2 separate regions of the Mus musculus genome follow, and region 1 is linked to region 2. Evidence: chromatin loops called from intact Hi-C (ENCODE). Cell type or tissue: left cerebral cortex. All regions are shown on one strand. Links, peaks and the distances in the headings refer to the core of each region. The heading gives the core; the rest is flanking DNA. Region 1 overlaps Ccdc174 (coiled-coil domain containing 174). Region 2 overlaps Grip2 (glutamate receptor interacting protein 2).

What was found. Hi-C counts contacts between places; a loop is a spot of excess contacts. Peaks named below come from ENCODE experiments on the same cell type or tissue, not always from the same donor. Only the 100,000 strongest peaks of a DNase experiment are listed, where the experiment ranks them.
Region 1: a loop joins it to region 2, with 4 times the contacts of the local background. A loop is called at or near these places in 6 of 42 quality-filtered maps.

Annotation. Positions count from the first base shown.
Region 1 is chr6:91,890,431-91,905,785 of GRCm38, reverse strand. It overlaps Ccdc174 (coiled-coil domain containing 174), which reads right to left. Exons shown (of 11, transcript NM_172730.2): 6 at 14,897-14,992; 7 at 12,788-12,930; 8 at 12,286-12,380; 9 at 10,440-10,572; 10 at 7,487-7,639; 11 at 5,938-6,494. The coding sequence ends at 6,199. 4930590J08Rik (RIKEN cDNA 4930590J08 gene) reads right to left here and starts at 1,553. Exons shown (of 20, transcript NM_198668.2): 1 at 1,430-1,553. In left cerebral cortex, for the core only: no CTCF peak of the experiment used is centred there; a DNase peak (open chromatin) is centred at 8,791.
Region 2 is chr6:91,768,495-91,783,849 of GRCm38, reverse strand. Grip2 (glutamate receptor interacting protein 2) reads left to right here. Exons shown (of 24, transcript NM_001159507.1): 8 at 1-26; 9 at 111-280; 10 at 945-1,067; 11 at 1,391-1,534; 12 at 3,333-3,519; 13 at 3,881-4,026; 14 at 4,635-4,715; 15 at 4,949-5,015; 16 at 5,106-5,251; 17 at 6,341-6,485; 18 at 8,366-8,505; 19 at 8,989-9,168; 20 at 9,889-10,057; 21 at 11,112-11,217. Among named protein-coding and RNA genes, the nearest start is that of Grip2, 31 kb to the left of the region's middle. In left cerebral cortex, for the core only: a CTCF peak has its summit at 7,162 (motif pointing left); DNase peaks (open chromatin) are centred at 5,985 and 7,126.

The sequences.
Region 1 (15,355 bases), core at 6,823-11,822, 120 kb before region 2:
AAACTTTAAATGAAAGCAAACCAGCTACATGTAATGTAGTGTAAATGGTACATTACACACTGCACTGACCAGCACTCCCTGGAAATTTAAACTAGCATCCAAGAAGCCAAATGTCCTGCACAACTCTCAGAATACCTGTAACCTAGGAGACCAGGTGGGGAGCAGGGCCAGGTCTTTTCTCTCTTTTTTTTTTTTTTCAATTTTTTATTAGATATTTTCTTCATTTACATTTCAAATGCTATCCTGAAAGTTCCCTATACTCTCCCCCGCCCTGCTGCCCTACCCACCCACTCCCACTTCTTGGCCCTGGCGTTCCCCTGTACTGGGGCATATAAAGTTTGCAAGACCTAGGGGCCTCTCTTCCCATTGATGGCCAACTAGGCCATCTTCTGCTACATATGCAGCTAGAGACACAAGCTCCGGGGTACTGGTTAGTTCATATTGTTGTTCCACCCATAGGGTTGCAGATCCCTTCAGCTCCTTGGGTAATTTCTCTAGCTCCTCCATTGGGGGCCCTGTGCTCCATCCAATAGCTGACTGTGAGCATCCACTTCTGTATTTGCCAGGCACTGGCATAGCCTCACACGAGACACAAAGCCTCAAGCCACAGTGACTGTTGAAGGGTGGACAGAGTGAAGCAAGCAGGGAAGGAAAGGGTGGACAGCATGTTCCAGCTCAAAGAAACTTAATGCTGATAGTGTGTGTACAAGACACAGAAGAGGACAAAGCATGGCCTGGGAAAATGCTTGAAACCAGTCACGACAACAGAAGGTGGGCTTTGGGAGCTGGGGAAACATGGCAGTTAGAAATGGATTTAAATGAAAAAGAAGGAAGGAAGGAGGGAGGGAGGGAGGGAGAAAATAAGGAAAGAAGAAAGAAAGGGGGATGGAAGGAGGAAGAAAAGGAAAGAAGGGGAGGGTAAAAAAGAGGGAGTGTTTAAACTGAGAGTGGAAAGGAAATGAGCCTCTGACTGTTATGTGTGGACACCCATTTTTTGTATACACGTGTGCTACCTGGATATCAGGAACCACTGCAGAGCACCAAGGCTCTGCTAGAGGTTAGGGTTTATTTTATTTTTTATTTTATTTTTGAGAGCACATATCACCGTGTAGCCCTGGCTGAACTGGAACTCACTCTGTAGACCTCAGAGATCTGCTGAGATTAAAGGCATGCACTGTCAACCTGAGCAATGGGCATGGGTTCGGATGAAAACATGGCTTCACCTGAACAGCTGACTTTCCAGTTTCCTAAACATTACTATCAACCCCAGGGCCACACTGAGCCCTCGCCAGTACACGTGAATGACTCACTCTTCAAACACAAAATCACATACCAATATCCTCCATAAGTCACACGAGTCCTCACAGCCACATGAGTCTCTTCTCACCATTTTCAAGCCAACAAATCATTTTCAGTTATTATCACTCACCTTGGCTATGTAGCATTTTATGTGAACAGTCTGGCATATAACTGACTCAGCTTGCCTTACTGGTTCAAAAGGAAACTTGAGCCACATATGGTGTGGCTATCCTGTTGTGTTAACTGTAAAGACCAGTACCCACCCCTGTTCCGGATTCTAAATTCCACTGCCTCATCTGTATGTCACAACCAGACCAGCTGAAGAGCAACCCAGGGGAATTAGCCACGCCTCTGGCAAATGTATAGCTAAGTGCAGCAGGCACCTCATGTATATGGATTCAAATGCTCTCCTTTGGGCATTCTACAGGCCAGCAGAATGATTCAGTACACCAATTCAAAGGAACTGCGCCAAAACACACAAGGCCCAGAGGAGAGGTTACAGTGAAAACAAGGAACTCAGAGCAGTCTTCTCAATGGTTTGCTCTGCTCTCCAGACATGCAGAGAAGACATGAGAACATTCTCCTGTAGGCTTAACCACTTCCAATTCAGACACGGTCATAAGTCTTGGATGTGCACCTGGGAGAAACTGGCTTGCCAGTCTTTGGTCATTAATGGGAAGACAAAGTACAGGGACCGCAAAGCCAGCAAATGGTTATTTGGAGCAGTCCTGCACACAAGTTAGCACAACAAAAGGATTCAACTTCAATTTCCCTGATGTAAATTTAACACTTGGTGGGAAAGGGGGCAGGCAGCTGAGCAAAGTGCTTGAGAGACCTAGCAACCTAAACTTGAACCTGGAGCTAACCCATGTAAAGGTGGAACAGGAAAACCAACCCTACCAAGTTGTCCTCTGACCCCATACAGAGATACACACAGTAACAAAATTTTGAGCTTAAAAGCTGAAACTGGAGCTGTAGCTCAATGACAGCACATGACAAACATGTGCAAGGCAAACCTGACACCTCAAAACACACACCACCAAAAATTCTTAAATTTAAAACTTCACTCAATTCAACTATCAGAAAATTTATATGTTTGGGACAACCTGGATATGAGTTTAGTACTTTTCAACTGCTTTATGACACCTAAATACAGATAAAAGTGTATCTGGTGGAAAATGAGTATGCAAGCTCGGCTACACTGCGGGCTACAGTGCACTCTGGAATTTAGTATGAAAACAATAGGGAAGTGTGGCTTAGCAGTTGTTAGTGTTTGGTCCTCTTGCAGAGGACTCTGTCCGTAACACCCACAGAGCAGCTCTACTTGTAACTCCAGCTCCAGGAGATGGCACCCTCTTCTGCCCTCTGAGGGCATCAAATACACACGTGGTACACATATACATGCAGGCTTTCACACATAATACAAAACCAAAAGCAGGTGTGATGGTACACACCATTATTCCCAGCATTTGGGAGGCAAAGCAGTCTGATCTCTGAGTTTGTTGCCAGCCTGGTTTACATAGCAAGTTTCAATACAGCCAGGGATTATACATATACAGAACCCCTGACTATCTATGTATGTATGTATGTACGTATGTACGTATGTATGTATGTATGTATCTATCTATCTATCTATCTAAGCTTTTTAAAAAAGAAACAAAGTACCTCTTGATGTTTTCTGTATCCTGAATGTATACTAAGATGTTCTGAATATATTAAGTTCAATAAAAAAATTAATTTCTTTTTTTTTTTTCAAGACAGGATTTCTGTGTGTAGCCCTGGCTGTCCTGGAACTCACTCTGTAGACCAGGCTGGCCTTGAACTCATAAATTTGTCTGCCTCTGCTTCCCAAGTGCTGGGATTAAAGGCATGTGCCACCATAATTTCATTTTTAAGATATGGTTCTAACAAAGTTAAAAATGGCCTGGAAATGTAGTTCAGTTGGTAGAATGCTTACCTAATATGCAAATATAGCCCTGGGTTAAATACCCAGCAAGACATAAACCAGGTGAGGTGGCCCACACCTGTAATCCTAACACTCTAGGGACAGAGGTACACACAAGAGGATCAGAAATTCAATACTGACACTCAGCCTCCTGTGGCTCTCCATCCATCCACATTGTGCTCAGGTGCTGAGAACAAGTGACTGCTGAGTGCATATCCCTCAACAATTAGGAACACCAGAAAAGGGAACAGAGTGCCAAGCTGGAAGGCAGAGGACTGAGAAATGCAATCTTCAGGGCAGAGCATAGCCATTGCACAGACACAGCACACCCAGTCTTGACAGTAGCTACAACTGCCTGCACAGGGCCTACAAAAGTGACTATCACGGAGCAATCACTGAATGGGAAGGGGATCAAGGGGCCCTATCTCTCCTTGCTGAACAATTGGTTGGGATGGATTCTGATGGTAAGGCAGTCATTGTCTAGGTCCCAATAGACAGATCACAGATAGTCTCAGATAAAATCAGTGGATCACAACACAACAAAATGAAAAGATGGAAAAAAAGGACTTGTGTGGAAGAGAGGAAGTTGACAGGGTGGAAGGAGATCTGAGGAGGGCAGAAAGTGAGGGGAAACAATACACTGTGCACATACATGTACGAAAATTGTCAAAGAATAAACTAAAAAATGTTCAATCTCTGCTACATACGAAGTTTGAGCTACACGAAACTGTCTTCCCCCAAAAAGGAAAAAAACAAAATGAAAGCGACACATTGATTGCATCCCTAGGAAGCCAATAGTCTTGGTGCATGGCTCTGAACTCTGAGGACTCTGCTGCCATCTGCTGGACATCCTGGCACAAAGCTGGTCCATGAAAAGTAAGTTTCTGAAGCTGACTTCAAGATAAATCTGAGGGACTGTATATAGACCTTTTAACTGGTGTCATAAAGAGGAGACTAGAAAGAAACTTAGTCTTCAAAACCCCAGAGGAAAATGACCTACAGGTACTAGTTGAGGTGAAGAGTAACTGCGCTTGACTGCTGCTGCTCCCAAAGGGCTGTGGTGGCCAGGTCCTCCCATGCCTGCTGGCTCCATTCAAGGCCCATTGCTGCCTGGCTGTCACTCCTGCCTTCTCTCATCCCACCACATTCTCTTCTTGATACTCTGCCTCATAAAAGCACTTTATCTCCAGCGATCAAACTATTTTCCTTTTATTCTGCCTGCAGCTTGCTATGTAGTCCAGGCTGGCCTTGAACCCACCTCTGCTCCCATGTCTGTCTCTTTTCTGCTTTTGCTTACAGTTGTGACATGTCTAATAATTCTATTTCCTTCTTTCTCCTCTAAACTATTTCCTTATTTTAGCTGAATTTATAGTTTTGGCCCTTATCTTTAGTCCTCCAACTTTTTTCTGGCTATTCTGGGTCCCTAGCATTTCCATATGAATTTTAGGATACATGTGTCATTTCTGGAAAAAAAATTAAGGGTAGCTGAGTTTTGATGTATTTAAAGGAGGTATTTGCCTGATGAGACTAACAGGACTGCATTATGTCTAGCTTCTGCTTTTGTTGTGGAGTTCAGAGGTAATTTTGGGATTTGTCCAAACTTTGTTAATACTGGGGCAAAAGACTGGCAGCAGAAGATACTAGGAAAAGCTTAAGCCTGGAAATTAGACATAAGTCTTGTTCCAATACAATGCCACATGACTTCGAGGAAGAACAGGGCATTTCCACTCATGTGAGCAGAGACAAAGCATCAAGGAAACCCCAAAGAGGTGGGTCTTCCTTTGCTACACTGTTCTCAGAGGGTTGGTGGTCAACTCCTGACTGCCTGTCTGCAGCTGCATAGGTGAATGCTCCGAACACCCCTACTGAGTGACGTCCTTTAGATTCCTGTGCACCAAACGTCCCTGCTAAATAAGAATATAGGCAGGGACCTACCTGCTCAGCACCATGGGGTCCAAGTCTGACCTACTCAGAGAGTCAAGAAGACTAAAGTAATGGAGAGCATCAGAAGGCACAGAGGCAGGAGGACAAGTCAAAGCTCTAACTGGCAAAACTAAGGAACACTGGTTTCTAAACAGCTCAGCAGCCTTTGCAAATGCCCAAATAGTTCAGCCCAACTCCAGATATCTGCAGAGGACAGACATAGGCAACTGAGTAACAGGGAACAGATCAACTACCAACTTCTACCTCTGAACTGTAGGTGCTCTTCCCCAACCTTAGAGCTTCAGATGTGACTACCTAGTGTCCCAGCAGCTTCCTTTTCCCACGCAGCCCTCTATAATAGGCCCTCATTTGCCTGTTGGACAAATCCTCCTCATGTTGCTCCATCACCTGTCAGGGAAGCTGAACCTGTGGAGTAGACACCTGCATGCTAACACACTTCTGAAAAGAAAAGAATGGAGCCCTAAAAGCGAAGTCATGAGAGGGTGTGTTTGTAAAGAAGGGTTAAAAGCCCCTCAGAGGGGTATGGAGAGATGAATCCATAGTTAAGAGCACTGGCTACTCTTCTTGTGGAGGACCAAAGTTCCGTTCCCAGCACCCACATAGTAGCTTACAATTATACATAACTCCAGGCCCAGGGTATCCTACACCACCTTCTGACCTCCTTGGCACCAGGCACACGTGGTACACATATATACAAGAAGGTAAGATGTTCACATACATAAAATAATCTAAAAAAGAAACAAGTTCCTCAGTATTTCTCAGATTAGCATTTATAATTTACACACCTGGAACCCCAAATGAGTCACAGCTGGGTCAGCATGGAGAGAAGATAGTCCCCCTATACCAAGCGGTAAGAAAATGAACAACCTAAGAGTCAATGAGCTCTCACTCCTCCCTGTCAACTAATGTGGCCTCAAGCCTGTGCTCCCTGGGAAAGTACAGGAAGAAAGAAGTAAAACTCAGTCCTGACTGACTTCTATGAGACAAATACAACCAGCATGCTTTACAGGTCATGTGACTTGTTTATAATAAGATATCATATCATCTAGTGTTTGGAAAGTGACTGTGGGCGCTTGTGGTGAGCTTTCAGAGGCAGGAGTGGATGTGTGTGAAGAGCTGGGTTCCTGGCTCTGGCCAGAGGAATGTCCCAAGTCACTTGGTGCTGATCCTGGTCTGCTCTGTGGCTGGCTACTCATAGGAGCAGTTCTCTTTTGACCCACAAAGTAATTTGAAGGTGGGGCAAACTCAGGATCTCGCTCAGCTCGGAGTTCTGACTGCTTCTTCGACCAGAATCCAAAGGAAAAGTCTATGAAAATAGAAAGGGTATTATTAAAAACAATTATGAATCAGTCAAATTTATTGAATACTTTTCAGTTCTTATATGCATTTTAAAAGCCACGACAGATTATCTAAGAACAAGGATAGCAACACAAAACCCAGCTAAGAAATGGAGTAGCCTACGACAAGGAAAGATTAGATAATGGCTCTACGGAGAGGCTGACAGGCTCTGGACCACACTGCCAAAAGGGCACTACAACTACAGAGAAATGAAACAGTCAAGTATATGCTGACGTTGGCATGATTAGGTGTTTCACATCAAAGCAGTCTCTCATTTGTTGTGTTCTGGAAGACACAGAAGGGGCTCATCCAATATGAGCAGAGGCTCTATACATTTCTCATCAACTCCAACAGCAGGAGCTAACATTCCACTGAAGTAGTTTTGAACGAGGCATAACACAGTCTGCTGCCGCAAAGACTGTGGTGGGCACTTTGGTGAAAACTTAGAAATGTGCATGTACAATGGAAGCTCAGGTAAACTTTCAACCGAATATAGAGGATTGCTAAAGACAGAATTCCTCAGACACCGGCCTCTCTCATACCTTAAAAGCAGTTCCTGGAGAGTAACATTCTAAGCTGAAAAACCACACCTAAAAGTATGGATCTAAACTTCCCATGCACTTTTTAGAAAATTATTCTGTGGACAAAATACCTTTGTAGATGCTGGTCTTTTGATCACATTTTGCCATTCTCCTGTTTATAAATAACTACTGTTCAATATGGAGAAGAAACAGGTTCAGAGACCTGGAGACTTAAGCCTCAGGAGCACTGAGAGTGACTGTGGGGCTGAAGGTGGAGCCCAGCAGTAGAGCTCTTGCCTAGTGTGTATAAGGCCCTAGAGTCCATCTCTGCACCATAAAAAAATAAAAATGAAATCTCACCAGAATCACACTTTTACTTAAAACCAAAACCCCCTTCACAAGGGCCCCTCAAGAAGCTGACAGCTAAAAGCCCACCTACCTTTCCCTCGGTCCCACTCTCGGATGTGTGGCACCCCAGGCTTGGTGTCCCTCCTCTCCTGAATGATGACCTCCACCTTGCTGTTCTGGGCCACAGGAGCTGGGGCAGGTACAGGCTTTGGCTCTGAGGGCTCAGGAACAACTCCATCTGCTTCTGTAAGGAAACAAGACCTTGTCACCATGGTTTAAAAACATAACATCCTAATTTTGAAGTAAAACTAATCACTAGTGCTAACGGGAACAGCAAGCGAGCCTCAGACAGCAGAGAAGCAGTTTGGTAACAGTTCTTTCTCTATGTCAGTGAGTGGGTGTGAATGCCAGAGCACACGTAGAGCTCAGAGAACAGCGCAGTGCAGTTGATTACCCTATATGTGGGTTTCTAGGGTCAGATTCAGAAAGCCAGGTTTGTACTCTTGAGCTATCTTGACAATGCTTCAGCAATTTCTATACAACAGATCGCCTAAGTCCCTAAACAATTCTAACAATTTTATTGTTATTTTATCAACAAGAAAAAATTTAGCTGATCAATGGTAAACATGTATAAAGTATCAAGAAAACTCAACACTCAAGTTGAAGTTGAACAGATGTCAATCTCTGTGTTCCCAAGGAGCAACTGAAAAACCCTAAATCCTCAAATTATCCAACTAAAATAGCAAGAGTAACAAGCAAGCAGCATGCTGGAGAAGTGAAATCACCTGTTTCATTTTGGCCCTAGTTTTAAAATCTTAATGAAAATTGATTTTCAAGAAATGTGGGAAAATTTCACTTCACATCTTCTAGGACAAATGTTCAAGAGGCAGAACAAAACCAGACACCATGCAGAACTCAACAAGAAACAGCCTTTATCTGAAACTAAACACGGAATTTTCAATTCCTAAGCTTTTCTGGTGTCTTGTCAGTGTTACATGAGGCCTTGCTCAGAGGCTAGAAAAGGACGAGAAGATTCTAGCCAGTCCTAAACTGGAGCTCTTATTGTTAGAATGTCCCCAAGTTTCAATCTCATCTCCCAGGAGAAGCCACTTTTCAGCTTCCTCTACTGCTAATACAGCCTGTGGGCCTGAGCTCTGGCCAGTGCGATGCAAACACTGGGCCACAACTTCCCACTCACATCCTGAAAAGGAAAGCTGGATCCTCTTCCTCTCTCCCTGCTTCCCTGACCTGGTCCTGGGCTGGATCAGGAACAGGTGCCAGAGAGCAAACTTGGAGCAACATAGAGGAAAGCGACACTAGAGAGCAGCAGAAACAGCAAGATGAGAGGAAACCTGGGACCGGATGACCTAGATACTCTTGCACTTTTCAATGTTAAAACAGACAGGCAGGCTAGTATACTGGAGCCACTTAGGGAAGGGCTAAAGTTAGCAATTTGGCTTCTACTCCATAACGCAGACTAAGCCTGTCTGATCACAGCATCTCACAGCTGTCTCCCAGGGAAAGTGTGTTCCATCTTGTTTCTAGAGCTCAGTTCTTCAGTTTGAATTTCTGTCTCCAGCTGCTTTACCTTAATATCCAAGTTGGTAAGAACATTTTACAAAGAAAAGTACATTACAACAAAAAAATAACTATAAGCAAAAAAACTGAAGTCAGACCTAGAGAGATGTCTCAGCAATTAAGAGCATTGGTTGCACTTCCAGAGGACCCAAGGATTGATTTCCAGCACCCTCATAGTGGTTAGCAACGTTCTGTGACTTGAGTTCCTAGGGATCTGATGTCTTCTTCTAGCCTCTGCAGGCATGGGGCACCAACACAGAACAAAGACATGCACTGCAGGCATGGGACACCAACATAGAACAAAGACATGCACACAGGCAAAACACACACACACACACACACACACACACACACACACTTAGATAGAATTTTAAACATTAAAAAAGCTGAAGCTGCTGGGCGGTGGTGGCGCATGCCATTAATCCCAGCACTCGGGAGGCAGAGGCAGGCAGATTTCTGAGTTTGAGGCCAGCCTGGTCTACAGAGTGAGTTCCAGGACATCCAGGGCTACACAGAGAAACCCTGTCTTGAAAAAAAAACAAAACAAAACAAAACAAAACAAAAACAAAAACAAAAAAAAACAAAACCCAAAAACCAAAACAAAAAAACAAACCCAACAACAACAACAACAAAAAGCTGAAGTTGAAAAGACTAGAAAAAAATGATTTTAAATGTTTTTTACCATAGAAATGATAAATGCGTGAGGCAGACATCCACCTTGATTTAGATCACCTAATACACACAGTTACCAAAACATCACATGGCACTCCCCCAAATATGTAGTTTCTATGTTTTTATGTATATATTGTTAAATTTTAAAATTTGGGCTGGAGAGACGGCTCAGCAGTTAAGAGCGCTGACTGCTCTTCCAGAGGTCTTGAGTTCAAATACCAGCAACCACATGGTGGCTCACAACCATCTGTAATGAGATCTGACTCCCTCTTCTGGGGTGTCTGAAGACAGCTACAGTGTACTTACATATTATAAATAAATAAATCTTTAAAAAAATTAAAAATTTATGTCATATCTATACAGAGCTAAACTTTTCTTTTAAATAGTTTACTCAACTGTCCTTATAAAAGGCAACTCAATGTATTATTTGTTAATATCCTTGTCTATTGTCTAAAAACATGAGAGTGTCATTCTGAAACATTCCAGCTATAAAAATTGCTCCTGGACCATGAGATGGCTCAGTGGGTAAGAGTGCCTGCTGAGCAAACCTGATGGCCTGAATCTGAACCAGGGAGATCACAGAGAAAGCAAAAAGCACACTACTGAAAACTGTCCTCTAACTTCCACACCTGTGCTATGGCACATGCACACCTACACTCACTCACACATCACATACAATAATAAACAGACAGAAATATCTAAGAGTAAAGCTAAGTCGCTGATTGCAGCCCTATGAGTGAGACACTGTAGACATAACCCTCCCTTTGAAGTCAGAAATCTGAGCCGTGCTGTACCTCTGCCTTCTTCTTCAGTTCCATCCTCTTTTGATTTTTTCATCTTCTTTTGTCGAAGCTTTGCCAGTCTTGCTTCTAACATAGCTTTTCTCTTTTCCTTTATGTTTTCTCGTTTTATTCTCTGATCTGTTGTCTGGATAGAACAAAAAGTTAGAAAATTATTCACCTGAAATCAAATGCATAACATTTGTTTAAAAAGATGAAATAATTCACTTTTTTAAAAAAAGTGCTAATTAAGACAGGCAATGGTGGCGCACGCCTTTAATCCCAGCACTGGGGAGGCTGAGTCAGGTGGATCTCTGTGAGTTTGGGGTCAGCCTGGTCTACAGAGCGAGTTTCAGGACAGCCAGGGAAATACAAAGAAATCCTGTCTTGAAAAACCAAAAACAGGGAGAAAAAAGTGCTAATTCATTTTCATATCACCTCTAAGCAGCTCTCCCAAAGACTCTGAAAATGGTGCCCTATAAAGCAGACCGTCACAGCCTCTGATGCTTAGGAAGCTAAAAGAGAACTCACAGAGCACAGTAGAAGCCTCCACATAGAAGCAAGCTGTTCAGTTCTCTTTTACTCCTAGGTCCCTTAGAACAACCTCCCAGTTCCTAACCTAGGTCATCAAAATTACCATGTTTGAAACTAGATTTAAAACAGCAAGGCTGGAGGCTGGAAAGATTAAGAACACTTGCTGCTCTTGCTGAGGACCCAGATTCAGTTTGCTAGCATCCACATAGTGGCTTAAAACCATTCATAATTCCAGTTCCAAGGAATCCCGTGTCCTCTCTGGTCTCTGCAGGAACTACACATGCATATGGTACACATACAGAGATGAAGGCAGAACTTGCACAAACCTAGTACTAATGGTAATAATAAAACTGCAGGTCTAGTAGTGGTTCAGTGGGTAAAGATGCTTGCGGCAGTGATGTAAGCCTGGCATCAATACAGAGATGGAAGGAGAGATCAACTCCATAAAGTTGTCCTCTGACCACTACACATGCCATGACACACATGCCCACACATACACAATATACACACATATACTACTAATAAAAACAAAATGTAGCAAAGCACAGACTACTTCCAAAACATTTATAATTTTAGAGTTTGGAAATCCACAATAATTTGGTAACTACCTTTAAGACCAATAATGACATTCTGAATATCAATTTTCATTTTATTTACTACATGTTTTATTCTTCTCTCAGACAATACATCCCAACTGCAATGTCCCCTCCTTCTGCTCCTTCCAGCCCTGTCCCCCACCTCCCCTCTCCTATAGATTCACTCCTCCTCCATTCCCCTTCAGAAAAGGACAGGCCTCCCAGGGATATGAACCAAACATGGCATAATAAGTTATAGTAAGACTAGGCACAAATCCTTAGGGCTGGATGAAGGCAACCCAGGGAGAGGAATAGGGTCCCAAAAGCAGGCTAAAGAATGAGTAATACACCAATCCCACCAAGCTAACAACCATTGTATGTATGTATGTATGTATGTATGTATGTATGTATGTATGTATGTGTGTGTGTGTGTGTGTGTATGTATGTATGTATGTATGTATGTATGTATACATGTAAGCAGAGGACAAAGCACAGCCCCAAGAAGGCTCAGTAATTGCCACTTCAGTCTCTGTGAGCCTCAATGAGCCCTGCTTAGGCTGATTCTGAGGGCTGTGTTCTTCTGGTGTCCTTGATCCCTTTTCTGTGGGGGGGTCCCCAAGCTCCAATTTGGACTCTCTCTCCACCCAAGGCTTAGCTATGTGTCTCTGGATTTACTACATTTTTAAAAGCATGGCCTATCAATTAAAAAAATTATTCAAACCCATAACAATAACTTAAACTTTAACTTGTACCTGTTCACGAAGCATCTCTAAAGTTTTCATTTGCTTGTTTCTTAACTCTTTGTCTCGGGCAAAGGCAAAATACCCAACACCAAGTTGTCGGGCCTCTGAAACAACCGAAAGTATTAAAAGATTAGATTTCTATAATTAGCAAATCACATGTACAACAAGTTCCCAGACAAACCAAAAAAGACACGCATTGATATTTGCACAAATATACATTAAAACCACAAAAGTTAAACTGCTTTACTATTTACTAAGTGACAGACACACACAGGCTCCTCAGCCTGGCAGCCTTCTCTCCTCTCTGGGAACAAATTCTTGGGCTAACAAACCTTCTGTTAGGAAGAGGTCCCCAAGTCTCTTAGGCTGTGGACAAAAATGATGCTTTCGCCCTCTGTCTGACCACATCAGAGTCCTGCTCTGTCAGCACATGGCTTTCAGCCTGCCACTGTCTAGCATTTTTTAAAAAAGATTTTAAAAGCTGCAGACAAACAAGCAACCCCAACAGTACCATTTTCCCGGATGTCTTCATAATGGATGGGCCCCATTGGCTTTTTCAAGGCTTCCCTTTCTTCTTCCTCCCATTGCTGACGCTGAAGTTCTTTCCTCATGTCTTCAGATAACAAAGTTTTTTCATTGGCAGGACTAACAAAACTAGTAGAGGAATAGGAAAGCCATGAGACAGCAACACTTACAGAGGTTTCTGACTAAGAAGTCAATCAACTGTTTTAATATTTTTTAACATTCATTTATATACTGTGTGTATATATACACATGAGCATGTATGCAATGTATACACACATGCACATATCCACAGCATGAATGGAGAAGTCAGGAGACTGCTTTCAACTTTTAGGAATCTATTTATTTTCTCCATCTACTATGTGGGTTCCCAGGACTAAACTCAGCTCATTAAGCTTAGCAGCAAGTCCTTTAACACAATGAGCCATCTTGCTGACCTTATTTTATCATTTTTAAATCAATTCCCAGACTTACACATGAGCTTACACATGATGGATCTTGCCTCAGTGTTCAAGAAAAGTGACTTTTCCTTTCTTCCCTTGTCCTGCTGACATATGGGAGGTGGCCTAGCCAGGAACGATGACCACTCAACTTCTCTGAATGGCCTCTTGTCTGAAGACATGGTTGCGCTCTTACAGTGCCTCCAGTGTCCCAGCAGATGCCATGATTTGTGCTTACTCCAGGCCTACGCACAGGACGCCTTAACCTTGAAGGGCTCACGAAGGTGGAGCTTCTCTAATACTTTTCATATGAGGCTGACTACAGGGAATTCTAACCATCAAGATACTTTCAAACGTTTATTTCTTTGGTCTCATTAGAAATATTGTCATAGGCCTTTGTTTCAAAATACAAAGGCCTATGACTAAGAAGTGAATAAAAGCAAGTGAACCTTCTCCAACCCTCTGTCCACAAAGGCTGATTTGTGGCTAGGTTTGGGCTCATTCTGTATTTGCAACCTTCAGACACTCTTCCAAGGCAACAGCAAACTTATATAACCCTTTCAGCAGTTACATTGCACGTGACCAGAACAGGGTGCCTGCCTGGGAAGCTGAGTCAGAAGCTCAGGGAATAATGTGACTAATTCTCCCCAATCCTCCCAACCCCCAAAAAATGGGTTTCAGGGATCCATCCCATAATCAGCTTCCAAACGCTGACACCATTGCATACACTAGCAAGATTTTGCTGTAAGGACCCAGATATAGCTGTCTCTTGTGAGACTATGCCGGGGCCTAGCAAACACAGAAGTGGATGCTCACAGTCAGCTATTGGATGGATCACGGGGCCCCCAGTGGAGGAGCTAGAGAAAGTACCCAAGGAGCTAAAGGGAACTGCAACCCTATAGGTAGAACAACAATATGAACTAACCAGTACCCCGGAGCTCTTGTCTCTAGCTGCATATGTATCAAAAGATGGCCTAGTCGGCCATCACTGGAAAGAGAGGCCCTTTGGACTTGCAAACTTTATATGCCCCAGTACAGGGGAATGCCAGGACCAAAAAGGGGGAGTGGGTGGGTAGGGGGTTGGGGGGGTGGGTAGGGGGCTGGGGGGTGGGTAGGAGGGACTTTTGGGATAGCATTGGAAATGTAAACGAGGAAAATACCTAATTAAAAAAAAAAAAAGAACAGAGACAGATTGATAGTTTATAATCCTTGTCCTTTCCATCATTTTTGTAGAAGGTAGATTATTTTATTTTATTTTTATTTCACTTAAAAATTTTTATATCATTTGATTTTTCGAGATAACAACTGTTGTCACAATTTCTTGCTACTTAAAAATAGTCTCAAGCAACTCTAGTTGCCACAAAATATGAATAAAATACTACTATTCCATTTAGTTTTGTAAATGAAAAATAAATCTATTTTGTTGTATATGTCAAAAAAAATGGGTTTCAGAGGAAAAAAAAAAAAAGTCAAGTATTATGCATTCAGGTTGTTCCCTGAGCACAGAAGATTATGAAGTGTCTGGATATGCTAACTGTAGAGGCTTCAGTGTATTCTTACTATTAATGGTCTTTAGCAACATACAGTCATGCAGCAACCTCTCCCAGAAGACAATCCCTGTGGCTGTGTTCCACACAAAGGCCACATGTTAGACTTACAGTCTCCCCTGAAGATTTTTATCCATCTCCAATAGACTTGGTAAATCCTTTCTCATGCAGCGCCGGGATCGGCCCAAAGAGTCCACGTAATCCACCCTGTAAGTTAAGACATTGGGAAGACAGTTTGTACCATGGGCAGATCCCTGTGTCAGAGAATTGGCAATGTCATTATAGACATTACCAAGAACCTTGCAGCTAAGGGACCACGAGCACAGGGGGGGAAAAAAAAACCAAATAAACAAACAAACCACCAGCAGCTGAGACTCACTAAGCTTGCTGTGCCCTCTACTAAATCTCAGTTTTAGGAACTGTAGGAAGGAATTGATCATGTTTCTGATTTCAAAGACAAATTACCAATACAGAAACGGTGACATGGAAGAACTCTCTTAACTTGCATGTGCATTTTCCCCACTAGACTATGTACTCCAAATTTTCATTCTCCCTCCCCAGTGTACTCAG
Region 2 (15,355 bases), core at 4,631-9,630:
ATCAAGCCAGCTAGCGTGGTGGACAGGTGAGGTGAAGCAGGGCTATGCAGGGCAGAGGCAACCTGTGTCTCTGTCCTCTGGACCAGCCTCTCTGTCCCCCTGTCCCCCAGGAGTGGTGCGCTGCATGCTGGAGACCACATCCTCGCCATCGATGGCACCAGCACAGAACACTGCTCACTGGTCGAGGCTACTAAGCTCCTGGCCAGTGTTACTGAGAAAGTTCGACTGGAGATCTTGCCTTCGCCCCAGAGTCGTCGGCCCCTGAAGCCCCCAGAGGCAGGTAGGCACCTTGGCAAATCTCAAGACCCAAACCTGGCATGGATGGAACAGGGCACCAGAGTTCCAGGACAAAGCCTTAAGCAGGCACACTTGGCAGGGAAACTGAGGCTTCAGAGGCTGTGGGAAGGACTGTGGGAGCCAGATGTTGGGATTTGTTCATTTAGTCTCTGCTAAGGGCCTGGCTCTGCAGGAAGCCTTTGGGATTCTTTCTCAGCCTCCCTACAACTTAAGGAGGCAGCCACTCTCCAGGGCCCATTTAACAGAACCAACAATAGAGACCAGAGCCAGGAATGGGGGTAGCCAATCACTAGGGCCCCATGTGGTTCCATGCTGCCACAGAATTTTAGGGGCCTTGTGGGCACCATATGCCTGCTGTGCCCCTGAAGTTTTTACAGGGGGCTTTTGTGGGTAGCACTCAGCCAAAAACCTCTTGAGTCCAGAGCCAGTTCCCTGAGGGGACTGATTTTCCTGGTTGGCAATGCAGCTGGGGCCTGGTCACGGCTTGGCACAGGATGAGTAGCAGTGCCCATGAGCAGAGCCCATGTTCTGTGCCTTGCTGGCTTGGACAGTGCAAGGATCTTGGGTCTCACCATTGGCTTGTGGGGACTATAGTCATCCGGACAGTCCCAGACACCCAGGCCACTTTCCTCTTCCCACTGCCACAGTGAGAATACAGAGGAGTGAGCAGCTGCACCGCTGGGACCCCTCTGCCCCTTCTTGCCACAGCCCAAGGCCAAGCCACTGCAGGGCACCCACCTGGGCAGCTGGAGGCCCGGACCAGAGCCGATGTAATGTATCTGCTGCTGCAGCAATGCTGCCGTCCTAAAACCCCTTCCTGGTGGGTGGTGTCGGTACATGGGGTGGAAACCAACACAGGATCAAGAGGGGATGCCCTGCATCACTTAGCTCATCCCTAGCGGTCTGTGGAAATCTTGGTCAGTGAGGCTCAGGGGGTGGAGACCTGTGTGAGGTCACACAGTCAAGGACTTAGGTGAAGGGGAGAAGGCATGCCTGTCTGTGTCCCTATGGATATGTGGTTCTCCTCCCCAATCCCTATGCAAGTGACTAGGGCCCTGCTGGGGCTCATGGGGCTGTGCTCTGGTCTCCCCAGCTGTGTCCTCGACTCCCTTCTCCTCACCGACTATGAACCCCGCCTTTCCCTGTGCCAACGCCAGCACCCTGCCCAGAGGACCCATGAGCCCCAGGACAACAGCAGGGAGGAGAAGGCAGCGAAGGAAAGAACACAGGAGCTCTTGTAAGCAGGAAGCCATCTCCGTGGGACACCTGAGAGGCGGAGGATGGGGCTGGGGGTGAGGCTTGGGTAGTGTGGCCACCTGGATATGGTGCACCCTGGGGAGTCCCAGCTGTTACAGAAAGGAGCCTCTGAAGCCAGTGTGTTCAGTGTCTGATGCCTGTCACTAAGGACCACATAAGATCATTTCTGTGATGTGTCCAGGGAAACCCACAGGGACAGAAATAGGTTGAGGACAGATTGCCTGGGGCAAAATGCAGGTTCTGGGGCAATGGGTGAGGAGACAGCGATTCCTTTATTCTTTTTTTGGTTTTGAGACAAAGTCTCGTTATGTGGCCCAGTCTGGCCTAGAATTTAGTCTTTCTGCCTCAGTCTCCTAGCTAGGCTCCTATGGGAGAGGATGGCAGTGTTTTAAGCCATCAATTTATACACTAAGCAGGTGACCAATATTGTTTGGGAACTTCCTATCAAATAAAGCTGTTCCCGGGACCCTCAGTGGTTAAGAGCATTTGCTGCCCTTGCAAAGAATCCAAATTCAGTTCCCAGCACCCATGACAGGCAGATCACAACCACCTGTACCTGCATTTCCAGGGGGAGCTGACACCCTCTTCTGGCCTCAGCTGCAGATACCTGTACTCACAGACACACACACACACACACACACACACACACACACACACACACATGTGCATAATTAAACACAATAAAATAAATCCTAAAAAGAATAAAGCTATTACCAAGGCAAAGAGACATGTAGACTATAGAGCACAGAATATAGCGCTGCCCAATCCAGTTTTGCTCTCCAGTTACCCACATTCAACCGCAATGTGAAAATATTAAATAGACAAATCTGGAAATAGACCATATGCTTTAAATTGAACAGTGTCCTGAGTAGTGTGGGAAAGGCTTACATCTGCCCCACTTGGTCCATCCTGGGATGTGAGCAGCGTGCTTACCCAGTGTATCCATCATGTGCACACTGCTCAACTGTTAGTCATTCTCCATCATCTCTCTTGGTCAGACTGGCTAGAATCTGCTGCCCAGGTGATCTAGACTTCACTGAACAATGTCCGGAGCAATGGTCACGGGGCTGGAGATGTAGCTCAGACAGGAGATTGCTTCTCCAGTGTATATGAAATCCCGAGTTTTACCCTTAGCACCAAATAAATGAGCAAAGTGATACCTGCCTGTAATGCAGCATCCAACAACCCTGTAATAGGGAGGAAGGAAGGTCAGAAGTTCAAGGTCATGCTCAGCTGCACAGAAAGATCAAGGCCAGTCTGAGAGCCTGTTTCAAAACTAAACAAAGGGTGCTACAATATTGATTCTGGTGATTTTATGAGAACACACCGGTATAATAGTTACATCTCATCAAGCTACAGTTAATGTCTCTCTTCCCCAGGGTTGTTTGTAGATGAAACTTCATCATAGGGCTGTATGATTAGGGTATCTGTAGGCTTTGTGTGGTACTATCTGTGGTTTCAGGCATTTCCTGGGGTCTGGAAATACATGCCCTATGGATGGAGGTGGGGGTCTGTAATATAATAAATAACACAGGCACCTAGAATCTCTTGTCTTACAAAATAACAGTCCCTAATGCTGTCTCTCTTAGCCACGGCTTATGCAGGGTAGATGCCATCATGGCCCTGTACAGACAAAGGAACTCAGGCCCATCCTAGGTGGTTCCGGGACTCCTGCTCACCTGCCTCTCTGGCTCCCAGACCTCGTGAGGACTCTTAGTGGGCACCCCTGGAAAGCCTCACCAGGGTTCATCTGAGTATGAAACCCTCCTGTCCCACAGTGTCACTGGCCTCCAGCACGGTAGGGCCCGGCGGGCAGATTGTTCATACGGAGACCACGGAAGTTGTGCTCTGTGGAGATCCTCTCAGTGGCTTCGGCCTTCAGCTGCAAGGAGGCATCTTTGCCACCGAGACCCTGTCCTCCCCACCCTTGGTGCGATTTATTGAACCTGACAGCCCCGCTGAGAGGTGAGTCTACTGCTTCCGTGGGCCTACAATCTTTGGAGCTCTAGTCCAGTGGGAAAACTGAGCCACAACTATGGGTCCCAGCTTCATAAATATACCTTACTTAATCAGCATATTGGCCCCATCATCAGCCCCAGAATTACACAGTATGAAAACCCTGTCTGCCTGTACTCAGAGGACTCTGTGTGTCTTGTGAGGACAATGGTACCATCCCCAGTGATTAGATAGAAACTGAGACCCAGCCAGGTCTTAGCTGGGGACAGGACTGAGTTCAGAGACCAGGAGCTGAGAGTAAGCCCCCACTTCTCCCCCACCTGAGGTTCTAGTCACCGGCTTCTTCTCTCCACCGGGCTCTGGGGGTTAGGTGTGGTCTGCTGCAGGTGGGGGACCGAGTCCTAGCCATCAATGGCATTGCCACTGAGGATGGGACCATGGAGGAAGCCAACCAGCTGTTGCGGGATGCTGCGCTGGCCCGCAAAGTTGTTTTGGAGATCGAGTTTGATGTGGCAGGTGAGTGGGCCACCCAGCTACACACACTCTGGGACCCTGCCCCTCCCTGCTTGGTGCTCCCTGGGACTTTGCACCAGCCTAAGTCCTGCATAGGGATGAGGGAGTACCACACAGGAATCAGGAAGCAGGAGGACTTAAAGTGGATTGATTTCATGCAGCAGGGACTCCAGGCAGAAGAAGTCAGGGTGCTGATCCTGGGAGTCCCATATGAGAATGTCTGGATAGGAAACAGCCTCCCTCTGCCCTCGGCTTCCCCATCTGTCAAATAGTAGAGACCAGAGGTGTGGTATGAATTAGAGACAAGTTGTAGAAATGCCTGGATCCAAATGGGTCACGTTTTGCTACAGCCTTCCCCCCCCCCCCCCCGCACTGGCCAGTAGTCTCCAGCTCTGGCCTCCACCCAGCACTCAGCTGTTTAGAGCCAATTTGTCAGCCTTCTCGGCCTCAGCCTTCCTCCTCCGTGAGTTGGAAGCAGCGGGGTGGGGTGATTGGATCATTACTCTCTGAGATTGCCTCCTTCCTAACCCAAGAGAAGCCACGGCGGGTGCTAGATGCAGATCTCCGAGCTCTTCTGGAGCCTTGAGTCACCCAGGGCTGTTGGTTTACAGAGTCTGTCATCCCAAGCAGTGGAACCTTCCACGTGAAGTTACCCAAAAGACGCGGTGTGGAGCTGGGCATCACCATTAGCTGTAAGTCCCCTTGTTGTTCTACCTGCTTCATCTTACTACATCTCCACAATGGGATGCAGACCTATTTTATAGAAGGAAAACTGATGCACATAGAGGTGAGCTGATTTGCTCATATTGCCCACCCCCAAGTGAGGAAGAAATAGGACCAGGAGCCAGTAGTGTCCTCTCCCGACTCCACCTTAAGCAGGGCCCTTGAAAATTATCTTCACAGCCTGTCTCCCCTGCCCCCACAGCGGCCAGCAGAAAGCGAGGGGAACCCCTGATCATCTCCGACATCAAGAAAGGCAGCGTGGCGCACAGGTGGGGTGCCACACAGGCAGGGGTGTGGCCGTAGGGGTGGGGCAGTGTCCATCTGCATGCGGCTTCTCCATCCCCACCCCACTCATGCAGGACTGGCACCCTCGAGCCAGGCGACAAGCTGCTGGCCATTGACAATATCCGCCTGGACCACTGTCCCATGGAGGATGCCGTGCAGATCCTGCGTCAATGTGAGGACCTGGTGAAGCTGAAGATCCGGAAAGATGAGGACAACTCAGGTATGTGCTTCAGAGACCGTGCCCAGTGGCCAGCTGCTGGGGGAGGCTGGAGGACATGTACAGGAATCCCTGCTTCTCACATCCCCCCCCAGCCCTCTGCTTCAGGGCCCTCTGGAGCCACTACAAGGCTCCCCAGAGTGTGTGATGTTAGCAGGATATCTGATATCTGAGCGGCTGGTGGGTCCCGCCTGCTCTTGCAGGCTGCAGGACTGGCCCTGGCACAACAGAGGCAGGCCTGAACGGGTGAACTGGGAAGGAGAGAAGAAATAGTCAGAAGGGGGTGGTAAGAGGCAGAGTAGAAAGTGGAGTGTGAACCCTATAGTCAAGAGAGAGTCTGTGGCCCTCCCTCTGGAGGAGAAGCCACTGGAGGCCAGCTGCCTTCTCATTCCTCCCCCTCCCTCCCCCTTGTCTCCTGTCCTTCTTTCTTTCCTGATTTAAAAAAGATTTTTTTAAAATTTATTTTGCTTTTACGTGTATGCGTGTTTGTCTGCATGTATGTCAGTGTATCGCCTGCATGCCAGGTGTCCAGGGAGACCAGAAGAAGGAGTCAGATCCCCTGGAAATGGAGTTACAGATGGTTGTAAGCAGACATGTGAATACTGGGAGCTGAACCCTGGTCCTCTGGAAGAGCAGCCAGTGCTCTTAACTCCTGAGCCATCCCTCCAGCCCCTCCTTTCATTCCATCTCCTCCTCCTCTCCTTCTCTCTCCTCTTTTAGCTGTCACTCTTCCTTCCTCTCTGCCTCCTCCCTCTTCCCTCCTCCCTCCCTTCTCTCTCCCTTCTCTTTGCTGTGATTCTTGAGTTGCTGTGGGTGGCATGTGAAATCTGTTTTCAAATCTTGGTTCCATATTCCTGTAATTTTTTGTTTGTTTGTGTTTGTTTGTGTTTTTGTTTTGTTTTTCCTTCCCTTCATGGCATCTGGGCAGCGGGCTGGGAGCCTGAGGTGGCCTCCAGGTCCCCAGGTTGTACCCCGAAAGGCCTGAGCAGGTGTGTTTGAGGGTTCGATGAGGTCACTGGTGTTTGAAGAGTGCTGAGGCTGGGGAGTGCTGCAGCCCACCCCCTCACCCTCAGGCTGCCTGTCCACTTGCAGATGAGCAGGAGAGCTCTGGCGCAGTCAGCTACACAGTGGAACTGAAGCGCTATGGCGGACCACTGGGCATCACCATCTCTGGTACAGAGGAACCTTTTGACCCCATCATTATCTCTGGCCTCACCAAGCGGGGTCTAGCCGAAAGGTAAATCAGAACTCAGTGGGGACAACAGGGAAGGCCTGGGGACCCTCAGGGAGCAGAAGGTGGGCCATGGGACCACACAATCTAGATTATTTTTTTACTTCTTCTCTAGCATTGAACAACTCAAAGATGATCACTTTCTCTCTGAATACCCACTCCCCATCCTTAACATGAATGAATTTTGGTCCAGCCCAGCATCCAGGGTAGAGAAAGTCGGGGAATGGGGGGCATGGATTTGGGGGGAAGGGACCACAGCTAAAGGGTCCAGCCAGGGCAGGATAGCTCACCTTCAGCTGCCTCCCATGGCGGCTGCCCTTAACAATTACCACAGTGAGGACCCTATGTGTCTGAATATCAGGGGTAGTGCTCCATTGCTTGAAACCCACACTGAGGCTTATCCTGGGACCCTGAGGCTGCTGGGCTGACACCTACTCAGAGTGTCTCTGGGGCTGTCCCAGGGAAGGAGCCCTGCGAGGAAGGCATCTTGCCTGCCCCTGGGTTGGATGGACCAAGGTGGGTGAGTCCCAGCTTCTATATCAGCAGTGCAAGGAACCAGGGGTACCAGAAGGGGCGAGTTCCTCTGCACTGCAGGGCATGGCAGTGGCCTGAAGAGCACCCAGCACATCTGCCTAGCCAGGGTCCGGACTCAGGCTGGGCTGCTCCTGGAGCACCCTCTACTGGACTCTAGAGAGAATGCAGGGGCCTCGTGGGCCATGCTGGTTCCAGAGGGCTGCTGTGGTCGGAGGTTCTTCACAGCCTTCCTGGCAGGGCAGCATGGCCCAGAACGACTGCAGTGCGGTCATACTCGCCCTCCAAACCGGCTTTCTATCAGCCACATTCAAAAAGCTAGCTGAGAATAAATGACTCTTAGATATATATGCATTATAACATGTAATCAGTATGCATGTTCTAAAGTTAACAGGCAAAGTAATGGTTTTCGTGATAACGTTTTCATATGTATATGCCACCGTTACACTTGGTTCCTTCTCTCCCGACTCCACGGCCACCCCCTGTCCATCGCCCCTCCCCCCTTTTTCTGACTCCCTTTCCTTCCCTTAAATATCCCCACTCCTGTTCAGGTCTCAAGTATCCATCCATTAGCCTATATTTTTCTGTTTCCCTGATCCCTTAAATCTGATCTTTATCTTATCATCTTTGTAACCCCTCCCTATATATAATTTTAAATCTAGCTTCCACATAAGAGAGAAAGTGATTTGTCTGAGTCTGGCTTATTTGGTTCAACTTGATTACTTCCATCTATTTTCCTTCAAATTTCCCTTTTCTTTCCGAGTACATGACTAAGAGTGGTTGTCCTGACACCCGCTAGGTAGACCAGGCTGAGCTTAAACTCAAAGAAATCTGCCTGCCTCTGCCACCCAAGTGCTGGGATTCAAGGTGTATGCCACCATCTTAGGCATCTCTTTTCAGTTTTTTTGAGAGGCCTCAACAGTGACGATCTTAGAGAGCTCCAGCCTGTGTTACATAGCAAGTGCTGTCTCAGAACAAACAAGGAGGAAGAAGGTGGCCCTGAGTTGAATCAGCAGAGGTATAAAGCACAGAATCCCGAGGAGACATTAAAGTTCTGAGACTGGCATGGATCCCTCACCTCTCTTTCTCTCTCCTCCCTCCCTGGTTCCTTCTCCTCCCACCTCTCTGAGACAGGACCTTATGATCTGCTGTCCCCCCCCCCCAACCCCCGGTCTCTGGAACACTGGGAATACCAGAGCGAACCCACTATGCCTGACTTTGCTTTCTCCTACTGCACAGCTGGAGCCAGCCTGGCCCATGCCTTGGGGCCTCTGCAGGGTATTGAAAGGCAAGACCCACAACCTCTGCGGCCCTGAGCATCTGGGTCTCATTTGTGCTCTCTGGCCACTCCTCAGGACTGGTGCCATCCATGTCGGGGACCGGATACTGGCCATCAACAGCGTGAGCCTCAAGGGCCGGCCCCTGAGTGAGGCCATCCACCTTCTGCAGGTGGCCGGGGAGACGGTCACACTGAAGATCAAGAAGCAGCTAGACCGTGAGCCTTGCCCCTTCCTGGGGTCTTCCTGGCCTACAGAGGAAGGGCAGTCGTGGGTCAGGCTGTGTGCTACCAATGGGGTGGGGGTCCCTGGACCAGCTGAGGAGGAGGCTTAGAGAGAGGAGAGTTGTACCTTGGTGGCACAGTGCAGTATCGGGTACATTCTGGGTCCAAACCATGTTTCTCATCAGTCCCTGTCTCTTCGGGTTCCTGCATGTCCCTGTGCCCTGTATGTGCTACAGTTTACCTGAGTCTTGGGGGCCTTGTTTTAATCTGGGCTTCCTTGCTCTTCACCATATGGCCTATTGATAAGCCTCACAAGCCTCAGTTTTCCCACCTGTGGGATTTACTTACTTGTATGTCCCACGCGCATGGCAGCAGCCAGATTGTCAAGCACCTGGAAGCTCACAGACGTGGGGGAAAGTCGGGCTCACAGGAACTCTGTGTCTCTGAGGTCACAGGTGATACCCCTTCTCTTCCCAGGTCCCCTCCTCCCCCGCCAGTCAGGCAGCCTCAGTGAGGCCAGTGATGTGGATGAGGACCCCCCTGAGGCCCTCAAGGGAGGCTTGCTGGCAACGCGCTTCTCACCTGCTGTACCCAGCGTGGACAGTGCTGTGGAGTCCTGGGGCAGCTCTGCCACAGATGGTGGCTTTGGGGGCACAGGTAACAAAGCAGGGACCTTGGACAGCTTTTGTGAAGATGATGCTACTGCCTGCTCTTCCTGGGACCTCCTCTCCCCGTTAGCCTTTTCCTTCTGAGAGGGTTCCTCAGGGCATCCTGACTAACCCTGTCCTTCACCTGTCCCCCCAGTCCTGTCTTTCCTCTCATGAACTGGGGACAGAACTGCTCTTACTTCTGCTGTCTCTCTCCTTATCCCCATGCCTTGCACACAGTGGGTCTTAAGACATATTTGTTGCACCCAGATGAAGATAAGGCAGACCACGACTGCCTTGCCCATGTGGCTAAGGCCCACTGATGCTGCCCTCTGGCTTGTGGTTGAGGCTCAGGGAGTTAACTTAGAAGCCTCCATGGGTTCTTGGTGGATCGCCACACTGGTTCACAGTTAGGGGCTTTGGCTCTCTCTCTCCCAAGCTCCAGGCAGTATCTTCGGACTCATCCTGGGACTCCTCAGGTAGATCTGGGTCCAGTCAGAAAAGAGGCCCTTTAGCAGGCCTGCCTGTGGAACTGACCGTGGTCCTGGAACCTCACTGTTGACTGATGGATGTTCCTAGGGGCTTGCTAGGGTTACAGGGACTCCTGGGACTCAGTGGTCACTTTGTCCCCAGAAAAAGCACAGATATGCCCACTGGCATCCAGTTGCTGGGAATGAGGGAGGGCAAGACAAGGACAGAGAAGGTCCACGTCCCTCTCTCCATCCGCCAGGCTCCTACACTCCGCAGGTGGCAGTCCGGAGTGTGACTCCCCAGGAGTGGCGTCCTAGCAGACTGAAGAGTAGCCCCCCACCCCTTGAGCCCCGGAGGACGAGCTACACACCGGGTCCCTCTGACGAAAGCTTCCCAGAGGAAGAGGGGGACTGGGAGCCACCAATGAGGTCTGTGGTGGGAACACTTGTGGGGCTGATGGGGGTGGGAGGGGTAGCCAGAAGGTAGCAACACCAGGAGGGGGGAGTTAGGAGGACAGAAGAGCGTTCCTGGCCTGGGGGACGGATCTGGGCTGAGTGTGTCTGGAAAGAATGCACTGTGGAAGGATAGCAGCAGACATGTTCTAGCTGGGCAGCAACCCGACTTGTTCATCCTGGCTTTATGAATAGCTGTCTTCAGAAATACAACACCAGACTCAGAATTTGAACCCAGACCCCTCCTCAGATCAGGTTACATGAAGCATGACTCCCAGTTCACAACCACCAGCCCAGGGTTATGCATGTTGCATGTATGTAGCTGGGCTCATATAGCAGCTAGCTTCCACAGAGTGGGTCCCCACAAGAAACACCTGTGCTGTTCTCCTTAAATGCATAGCTAGGCCTTTGAGAAGTGAAGACTTTGTAAATCACAGTATGACTAAAGGCTAAGTAAGGGTTCTGGGAGCTAGCAGAGCGGCACAAAGACTGTAGTGCATCCTGTAAGTTTGGTGTTGGCTGCTGATGGGCCACACGGTGTGGGCTAGCCAGATGGATACTGCCCACCCCTCCCCAGCACAAATATCCCATCTTCTCCATCCATCTGTTTCCTGACTGGTTCTGGCTCTATCCTGTCACTGTCCCGTGGTGCCATGTGTCTGGGTGGGGTCAGGGACTGTCTTCTGGGGCTATCCCATGGATCTTTCTGTCTGTGTCTGTCTTCTATCTATCCGTCTGTCTTTCTTCCCAGGCGTCCTGTGTCACCGCTCTCCACCCCGTCTCATCTGCCCCTGTTCTAATTGGCCACCAACAGTCTTGGTCGCCCCTAACTGCGTCTCCCCCACCCCATTCTGTGTCACCAACCACTGCCCTGGGGCCCCAGCACTGCCACCGAGGACACCCGCCTGCCTGCCTGCCTGTCCTATGGCCCCCGGAGCCCAGCACTGGGCCCTGGGCAACGAAGACTCCTCAGGCCCAGCCCACCCACCCTCCCACCTGCCAGGAGTTGACGCTGTGGTTCCTGTTGCAGCCCAGCCCCCGGCCCCGCCCGAGAGGAGGGTTTCTGGAGAGTGCTTGGAGAGGCTCTTGAAGACCTGGAGTCCTGTGGTCAGTCTGAACTGCTAAGGGAGCTGGAGGTACTGTCACCCGGCCAAGAGGGCTGTGGGGGGATCATGTCTAGACACACTGGAGGGCTGGGGAAGGCCAGCATCAATGGGGTCATGCTCTTGTGTCACCTGGATAGGTAGTACCTATGTCTTGTTGCTGTGACAAATTACCTGACAAAAGTTACTTAGTAAAGGAAGGGTTGGGGCTGGAGATGACACAATGGTTAAAGCACTTACTTGGGTCCTAAAAAACCAGGGCGAGCATGGCATCTGCCTGCAAATTCTGGCCTAGCCATTATGGATGAGCTCCGGGGTTGATTGATTGAGGGAGATACCCTGTTTCAATAAATGAGATGAAAGAGCAGTCGGGAGTAAGTCTGGATAGCAACCTTGGGCTCCACATGCACTCAGACAGACATACATGCCTGTGCACCCCCATACATGCACACATCCCCATACAAATATGCATTATCATAGCCAGGAAGTCACAGTAATGGGAGCTTGGGCTTGCTGGTCGCTGCACCTGCAGTGAGGGAGCAGAGACCCGAAGGCTGTGTGTACCTCTGTTTTTTGCTTTGATTCAGTCCAGATCTCCAGCCCATGGGTCGGTGCCAACCACATTCAGAGTGTGTCTTCCCACCTCACGTAACCCACTTTAATGCACAGGTCCACAAGTTTTTCTCCGGCTGGCTCTGAACCCTGTCAGGTTAACAATGATTCCAGAATATGTGCTCTCACCAAGGCACCCTGGGTGTAAAACGGTCTTTACACACAGATGGGCGTGAAGGACATGCAAACACAAGCAGAGTATCTTCAGGAAGTCTGAGTGTGTGCATGGAGGTGGCCTGAGGCCATCCTGCTGTTTCTGTGACTGTGCTCATGTGATGTGGGTGTAGAGGGGCCATAGGCCAGCTGTGGGTGAGGACACCATCACTCACATGTGATGCAGGGGGATAGACAAGTCCATTCTGAGTTCAGTTTGGGGAGCAATGGGAAGCTCTGCTTCATTTGCACTACCCCTCCACTCCCACCCCTACCCCCACCCCATTTTTCTACCATTGTGGATTGGTGCCATACCCCCTTTCATCAGCTTTGCCAATTACCAGGCTAACAAACAAACAAACAAAAAACCTGTTTTAATTTTTCCATCTCTTTCAATTGTTTTGTCTTGCTCATTTTGACATTCATTTTCTTAGACTTCTCTCTCTCTCTCTCTCTCTCTCTCTCTCTCTCTGTGTGTGTGTGTGTGTGTGTGTGTGTGTGTGTGTGTGTGCGCGCGCGTGCGTGCGTGCGTGCGTGCGTGCGTGCGTGTGTGTGTGTGTGTGTGTGTGTGTGTGTGTGTGTGTGTGTATAAAGATGCCTGTCCTGGTTTCTTTGCTGTTTAATCTCTAATCTTCTTTCTTCATACAATACATTTTCAAAGCTATGAGTTGACCTGTAGGTGCTGATTTGACTGCACCCTACCAGTTTTGTTTGTGGGACTCTTGTCTACTTAGTATCTAGTATTTTAATGTTTTCTACTGTTGTGTTGATAGAAACCCTTGAAATCTGCACAAATGAATGCTGGGGTTGTGCTAGTCAGGGTTTCTACTGCTGTGATAAACACCATGACCAAAAGCAGCTTGAGGGTGGGGGTTTCTTTCATCTGACTCTTCTACATTATATAGTACATTGTCCAGGGGAGTCAGGGCAGGAACCTGGAGGCAGGAGCTGATGTTGGGGCCATGGAGAAGCTCGGCGTGTTCCTTATAGCTTGCCTAGTTGGCTTTGTTACACAGTCCAGGACCATCTACCCAAGAATGGCACCTTCCATGGTGAGCTGGGACCTCTCACAACAATCACCTTTAAGAAAATGTCCATAGGCTTGTCCACTGCCCAGTCAGATGGGGACATTTTCTCAACCAAAGCGCCATCTTCCCACATGACTCTAGCTTGTGGCAGTACAGGGGTTCTAACTAGTTGCTTTCTTTAATCTGTCTTCCACTGCACCAAGCCTCTCCTTGGCTGTATTTATTCTAATATTTAATTTGCTTCCTAGAAATTATGTTTTAATTTCTACATCTTTTATTTTCTTTTTCTTTTCATGTTATTGGCTTTTATTTGGCCTGGTTCCATGTGTCGTGCATGCAATTTGGCATTTTCTACAGAACCTTAAATAGCTATGTCATTCTAATCTGTGGATGAGTGTTCAGGAGAATCACAAAGCTGCAAGTGGAGCTAGCAGAAATGAGTATCATTTGTATTGTTGCCCCATCTAATTCTTTCCCACTCCATATGCACCCTCATTTCCTTCACCTCTCAAGAAGGTGGTCGCTCAGAGGACCCTGATCTAGCTCTGCTCCCTAAGATGCTGCTTTCTTTCTATCTTTTTTTTTAATTAGATATTTTCTTTTTTTTTTTTTTCGTTTTTTAAAAATATTTTTATTAGGTATTTTCCTCATTTACATTTCCAATGCTATCCCAAAAGTCCCCCATACCCTCCCCCCCACTTCCCTACCCACCCACTCCCACTTTTTGGCCCTGGCGTTCCCCTATACTGGGGCATATAAAGTTTGCAAGTCCAATGGGCCTCTCTTTCCAGTGATGACTGACTAGGCCATCTTTTGATATATATGCAGCTAGAGTCAAGAGCTCCGGGGTACTGGTTAGTTCATAATGTTGTTCCACCTATAGGGTTGCAGATCCCTTTAGCTCCTTGGGTACTTTTTCTAGCTCCTCCATTGGGGACCCTGTGATCCATCCAATAGCTGACTGTGAGCATCCACTTCTGTGTTTGCTAGGCCCCGCCATAGTCTCACAAGAGAGAGCTCTATCTAGGTCCTTTCAGCAAAATCTTGCTAGTGTGTGCAATGGTGTCAGCGTTTGGAAGCTGATTATGGGATGGATCCCCGGATATGGCCGTCTCTAGATGGTCCATCCTTTCGTCACAGCTCCAAACTTTGTCTCTGTAACTCCTTCCATGGGTGTTTTGTTCCCAATTCTAAGAAGGGGCAAAGTGTCCACACTTTGGTCTTCGTTCTTCTTGAGTTTCATGTGTTTAGAAAATTGTATCTTATATCTTGGGTATCCTAAGTTTCTGGGCTATCCACTTATCAGTGAGTACATATTGTGTGAGTTCCTTTGTGATTGGGTTACCTCACTCAGGATGATGCCCTCCAGGTCCATCCATTTGCCTAGGAATTTCATAAATTCATTCTTTTTAATAGCTGAGTAGTACTCCATTGTGTAAATGTACCACATTTTCTGTATCCATTCCTCTGTTGAGGGGCATCTGGGTTCTTTCCAGCTTCTGGCTATTATAAATAAGGCTGCTATGAACATAGTGGAGCATGTGTCCTTCTTACCGGTTGGGACCTCTTCTGGATATATGCCCAGGAGAAGTATTGCGGGATCCTCCAGTAGTACTATGTCCAATTTCCTGAGGAACCGCCAGATTGATTTCCAGAGTGGTTGTACGAGCTTGCAATCCCACCAACAATGGAGGAGTGTTCCTCTTTCTCCACATCCTCGACAGCATCTGCTGTCACCTGAATTTTTGATCTTAGCCATTCTGACTGGTGTGAGGTGGAATCTCAGGGTTGTTTTGATTTGCATTTCCCTGATGATTAAGGATGTTGAACATTTTTTTCAGGTGCTTCTCTGCCATTCGGTATTCCTCAGGTGAGAATTCTTTGTTCAGTTCTGAGCCCCATTTTTTAACGGGGTTATTTGATTTTTTGGAGCCCACCTTCTTGAGTTCTTTATATATATTGGATATTAGTCCCCTATCTGATTTAGGATAGGTAAAGATCCTTTCCCAATCCGTTGGTGGTCTTTTTGTCTTGTTGACGGTGTCTTTTGCCTTGCAGAAGCTTTGCAACTTTATGAGGTCCCATTTATCGATTCTCGATCTTACTGCACAAGCCATTGCTGTTCTATTCAGGAACTTTTCTCCTGTACCCATATCTTCGAGGCTTTTCCCTACTTTCTCCTCTATAAGTTTCAGTCTCTCTGGTTTTATGTGGAGTTCCTTAATCCACTTAGATTTGACCTTAGTACAAGGAGATAGAAATGGATCAATTCGCATTCTTCTACATGATAACTGCCAGTTGTGCCAGCACTATTTGTTGAAAATGCTGTCTTTTTTCCACTGGATGGTTTTAGCTCCCTTGTCAAAGATCAAGTGACC